2 separate regions of the Homo sapiens genome follow, and region 1 is linked to region 2. Evidence: chromatin loops called from intact Hi-C (ENCODE). Cell type or tissue: heart right ventricle. All regions are shown on one strand. Links, peaks and the distances in the headings refer to the core of each region. The heading gives the core; the rest is flanking DNA. Region 1 overlaps GBP4 (guanylate binding protein 4). Region 2 holds the start of LOC112268267 (a long non-coding RNA gene).

Region 1 (2,924 bases), core at 261-2,760, 70 kb after region 2:
TGGAGCAATTTGTGATCTTTCAGTATCATTTCATATCAAGCCAAATCTGATACTTTCATCCAGATGGATCTATTTCAGGTACTTTAGATGGTTGTGCCAAAAATCGCAAGGATTGGTGGACTAAGGTCCTATTTCATTGGGGCACAGTGAGACCATCCTGTAGTCACCACAAACAGCAGCCTGGGACCCTGGGAGATGTCATGTGTACTCTCCAAAGTCTAACAAGAAGAAGATGGTGGATTCTTGTAGACTTTCGGGCTTCAGTAGAATTTAGATGTATTTGAGATTTTAGTGAAACATACAACTTTTGTGTTTCCTTCTGGAATCATGACTGTGCCTAAAATTTTGGTCCTTCCTTTCCTAAAGAAGCAGGGCATTGTCCCTCAGGCACTGCCATTCTTCACGGAGACTCACCTTCAGCTTGTGTTTTAGCAGCCTTTCATGCTCTCTGAGAAGGTTTTCCCTTTCCTCCTCCAACTTCTTCTCCATTTGGGCCATGTATTCCTGGAAGCTTCTCTCTTGAGCCTCCATCATTTGCTGCTGCTCCTTCTGTTTTTCTCTTAGCAGCTCCTGTTCCTTCTCAGCTGCTTCCTTCATGGCCCGCTCCGCTATTCCACAAAGGTTTTAGAGAGGGAAGAAAATGACAGTTATTCCTGAGTTCTACCCTCCTGAGCTCAGATCAAACTGACTCGGAGAAAAGCACAAAGGTGAGGGATTGGGAATCTCTGAATTATCTCACTAGCCATGTCTGGAAGAGAATGTTGAATAATGTGATGCGAAGGCACTGGCTGGAGGTTCAACCCCAATCTCCTTGCGATTTTGAGATTTAGCAGAGTATATGTTCTATAGTGGGAGGAAGCTCCCTCCTCTATAGTAAGAGAAAGCAAATTCCAAGTATACAATATATTTTTTAACTATAGTCGCTGTGCTGTACATTTGGTATCCAGAACTTATTAATATTTTAACTCAATGTTTGTGACTTTTGAAGCTCCTTTTAACTGGAATATCTTTCAGTGTGATCAGCAAGAAGGCATTGCAGGAAACTCCCAATCCCTCTGATAGCTGAGCCCTGCCCCTGTACCTGCTATGGCCTTCTCTCCAGCAGTGAGGGCTTTGTCTGACTGCAGGATGGATTCCTCTACAACCACCTGTGACTGCAGGAAGTTCTGGAGGACCTCGTTTGCCTGAGGAACCAAGAAAGAGCAAAGACCTGTCAGGCAGCAAAGGTCTCATCTTATGATGGCGAAATTATTGTTCAATAAAGTCACAAATCTAACCCTGTAAACTTTGCATAATTCTTAAGATCCAGTGGTTTCTTTTCTTCCACAGCCACAAGAAGTCCAAGCTCTTTGTTAAGTCATAAAAACCCTGTGCAGCAGCCTCCCTCCTGCCTGTCCAGCCTCCCTCCTGCCTGTCCAGCCTCCTCTCCCAGGGATGCTGCTCACCACCCACCCCCGGTGCAGACAACCCGACAACATAAATGGGCAGTTCTACAAATACACATTCTCAGTTTTTGATTTGACATCAAAAGCACAGGCAACAAGTGCAAAAATAAGTGGGACTACATCAAACTAAAAATTTCTGCAAAGAAAATAATCAGTAAAATGAAAAAGAATTTTCTTCCATACAGAATGGAAGAAAACACTTGCACACCATAAATCTGATACTGGGTTAATATCTAAAATACAAAAGGAAATCATATAACTAAATAGCAAAAATAAACACTCAAAAAACCAATAAATATATTAAAAAATGAGCAAAGAAACTAAATAGACTTTCGTCAAAAGAAGACCTGGCCAACAGGTATGTGAAAGCATGGTCAACATCACTAATCATCAGGGAAATGCAAATCAAAACCACAGTGACATTTTATCTCACACATTTTAGAATGATAATTATCCAATAGTCAAAAGATAGCAAGTGTTGGCAAAGATATGGAGAAAAGGGAATTCTTGGAAACTGTTTGTAGGAACAGAAATTGGTACAGTCCTCATGGAACACAGGACAAAAGTTTCCTCAAAAGGAAAAATTCTGAGTTTCCAATGGCTGTCAAGTACATAGGTCAGCCCTATCAGCTCCACCACTTGCTGGCTGTGTTGTCTTAGGCACTTTATTAACCTCTCCATGCATTACATTTCTCAACTGCCTATGTGGACGATAGTGGTACCTAATTTACATTATTCCGAGAATCAAACTGATAATCCAACAAAATCACTTCCTCTGATATAGGAAGTGAATCATCAAGATCATCATCATCATCATCATCATATTAGTACATACCAGTACGATAACCGTAATTGTACCCTATCCAGTCAAATATTAATTTGTCCATCTCAGGTAAAATAATACACTTCTGAAAACATAGTTGTTTGCTTCATAAGGTATCCTCTGCACTTAGCACAAAAACTATCCCATTAATTAATAAATATAATAAATGGGTTGTTTCATCTGGATTCATGATGTTAAATCCTCTTGGAGAAGAAATATTTCTGATTTCTTAAGAGTGTCTAACTAACTGTGGATTTAAATACTAAAAAACTCAAAATAGCATCATGTTCTGCTTCCTCTCCACAAATGGTGCTATATTCTTAGATTTTCAGAAGGGGCAACAAAAACCCTCTGACTATCCTCTGTTATCCATCCCCCATTCCCCTTTTCCTCACCTTAACTCCTTTTCTGGGCACTAGCTTATAGTCCCACTCAACCTGTTTCTTTTCTTCTAAGTAGAGATTGTGTCCTCCAGGAACAGAGAAAATTCCTCTCAAAATGCTTTCTGTCAGGTGCTCTGAAAGCCGCTTAAGCTCAGCCTGGCAATATTTGGCAGATGCCTCTTCATTCTGCAGCACAAAGTCTCCCTTCTTTTTCTCTATGGTGTCCTGCCAGAAAAATGTAGAGAAAACAGTAGAAAGAAGCTGTTAGAAGGG
Region 2 (2,924 bases), core at 330-2,829:
CTGTGTTCTATTTTCTTGAAGTTGCAAAGTTCTATCCTGCCCTATGCATTTCCACATTACATTATTTGCTATAAAGCTATTCCTCTATATGCTTTGGTTAGCTCTTAACCATTTATTTAATATATATATATATTGGAGACAGGGTCTCACTCTGTCTCCCAGGCTGGAGTGCGGTGGTGCAGTCTCCGCTCACTGCAACCTCTGCCTCCCAGGCTCAAGTGATCCTTCAGACTCAGCCAGCTGAGTAGCTGGGATTACAGGTGTTAGCCACCATGCCTGATTAATTTTTGTGTTTTTAGTAGAGGAAGGGTTTCCCCATGTTGCCCAGGCTGGTCTCAAACTCCTGAGCTCAAAGTGATTCACCCACCTCAGCCCCCCAAAGTTCTGGGATTATAGGCATTAGCCACCGTGCCCAGCCAACTCAATCATTTTTAAGTTCTCATCTTACAGGTGACTTTCACAGACAAGCATTCTCTCACACTCTAAATTATATCTCCCTGCCTCTCCCTTTACTCTTTCATAGCAGCCTATTATTTTTATGCATTGTGTTAACCACTATTTATCATTATACTTTTTTTTTTTTTTACTTTTTACAGAAGTATCTTTTGCTCCTATTATGCTGGAATGAGGATAAAAGTCACATTTCTTTTATCCATCATTATACTCAGTGGTTGGTACATTACATTATAGGCATTCCCTAAATATTTTAGAATTGCTGAACAAGAGAATTGTACTGCAGTTAGTTAGTGGCAAAGTCTCACTTACATATAGTATTTGCTTTTTTCTTTGTTGCTCAGTATATATATCCTGGATGTTTATTTGATAAAGAGGGAGCTGAGAAGTTGGTGGAGAAGTTTACCATAATAGAATTCAATTCTAGTTCTTTTCTTTTTTTATTCTCCTTGCAAGGAATATGAGATGATACTATAGCTTTAGTTTTCATGTAAAATTTATAATATGATTTTCATGTTGTATTTTCCTTGCCATCAATAGACTATGCATTTGTCAGAAGTGACCCTTATGCTTTCCATTTTATCCTCTACAATGGGCAGAAGGAGAAAGTCCAGGTAGGAAGTGGGTAGAGAGAGTGACTCACGAGGCCCATTGACTGGAATGCCACCTGAAAGAGTCTTGACATTGGAATGGCTGAGGATGTAGGAACAAAATTCTGCAACTTGTTCTATGAAATCAGGGTTCAGCTCTTCCTCCTTTAGCTGCTCTAGGTGAGCAAGGTACTTCTTAGGAGCGGGCCAATCGAAGACGAAGCACTTCCTCTTGGGGAAGAACTTTCGGATGCACAACCGAGGATCATTAAAGCTTTTACTTTTCTTATCAGTACCTACAGGAATGAAAATTAGAAGTAGTAAAACTTCAAATTAATTACTTCAAATATGATCTTTCAATTTTATAATTTTCACAAAGCCCATGTAAGGAGGAAATTTATTAGGAAGAAGAAATAAAAAATTAAAGGGGTAGAGAAAGGAAAGTCTCCAAGAAGAGGTAGGTAATGCAATTTAAAATTGGTTCCAACTGATATAGTCAAGCAATGTTTCCATTTCCTCTAGCAGAACAGTCAGAAAAATACAGTTAAAAATTATAATTTTTAGCACTGCACAGAAATGGTTATTTTGATATTATTTGCTCTCTATTTATTACCCAACCAAGCATCAGACCCAGTAACCTTTTCTTAGCTTTAGCGAAAGCTCCAAGTAGTCATCAGCAGTGATGGGTTCTCCATCTACTTCCAGTTCCAGGGTGAAATCTCTGAGAGTCCACACAAATGCTGGAAAAAAGCTCACAAAGTCAGCTGAGTCGTCTACAGAATTGTTACCAGGTGAGGAGTTTGCCTTGATTCGATCTGTCAGCTCTGTCACATAGCTGAGATGCTAAATTAAGAAAACTACAGAAAATGCCACTCTTTATACTACATTTTATCCTAATGCTTACCTAAAATAATTTGGTTTCTTTTTATTAGCTCATTCATTCATTCACAAACATTTATTTACAGAATTCATTCACTCACAAACATTTATTGAGCACCTACTATGAACCAAGCACTGCCCTAGGGACTAAGAACGCTGTAATGAATGAGACAATGCTACCACTATAGAGCTTACATTCTAATGATGGAGACAAACAATGAACAGGTAAACAAAAATAAATTATCAGGTATTGATAACAATTGTCTTGAAGGAAAACGAACTGGGCAACTAGCTCCTAATGTATTTTTAGAAACTAGCAACCAATAGACATTCATCTAATACTCTGGTGTCTCCCAAATCTACCAATAAGGAAAGCAGAGAATAATTGTGTGTATCTGCATGTGGTGCTGGTTCATGTAGTTTTCCAGGTAAATTATCTCTGACATTGTAGTTGAGCAGTGATCTGAATGAATTGAAGAAACCAGTCATGTACAAATCCAATGGAGGAACATTGCAGACAGAGATCACAGACCCTTCAAGGCCCTTAGATAGGAAATTACTGAGTGTGTACAACATATATCAAGAAATCCAGTGTGGTAGGGCAGAAGCCTTAAAATAAATAGAGGTTGGGATATGCAAGCTCTGTAAACCAAAGTAAGAAGTTTGAAATTTAATAGAAAGTTAATGGGAAGTCATTGGTGGGTATTAAGTGAAGAGAGGATATAGTATCGTTTTTTGTTTTTTAAATCATACTGGCTGGCATTGCATCTGTGAGTCAAGTGTGTATGCCAAAACAAACAAACAAACAAAACTAATACAAAAAGCAATTAGGTAGTTGAAAAGATAACCAAGATGAGAGGCAATGGAGCAAGTAGTGAGAATTGGCTAGTCTAGAGAAATAACTTTGATAGTGGAGCTGAAGGAGTTTGATGATTAATAATTTCCAAAACATAAGGAATGGAATCATCCAAGATGATTCCTAAGTTTTTGATCTGAGCACTT

The links. A loop is a pair of places that touch in the nucleus more often than their neighbours do. Peaks named below come from ENCODE experiments on the same cell type or tissue, not always from the same donor. Only the 100,000 strongest peaks of a DNase experiment are listed, where the experiment ranks them.
Region 1: it touches region 2 in a loop (2.4-fold over the local background); 23 of 110 quality-filtered maps call a loop at or near these places.

What each region holds. Positions count from the first base shown.
Region 1 is chr1:89,185,919-89,188,842 of GRCh38, forward strand. GBP4 (guanylate binding protein 4) reads right to left here. Exons shown (of 11, transcript NM_052941.5): 8 at 2,664-2,876; 9 at 1,082-1,184; 10 at 415-608. Among named protein-coding and RNA genes, the nearest start is that of GBP7, 11 kb to the left of the region's middle. In heart right ventricle, for the core only: no CTCF peak of the experiment used is centred there; no DNase peak of the experiment used is centred there.
Region 2 is chr1:89,115,896-89,118,819 of GRCh38, forward strand. GBP2 (guanylate binding protein 2) reads right to left here. Exons shown (of 11, transcript NM_004120.5): 5 at 1,682-1,878; 6 at 1,097-1,339. LOC112268267 (a long non-coding RNA gene) reads left to right here and starts at 1,883. Exons shown (of 2, transcript XR_007066213.1): 1 at 1,883-2,147. In heart right ventricle, for the core only: no CTCF peak of the experiment used is centred there; no DNase peak of the experiment used is centred there.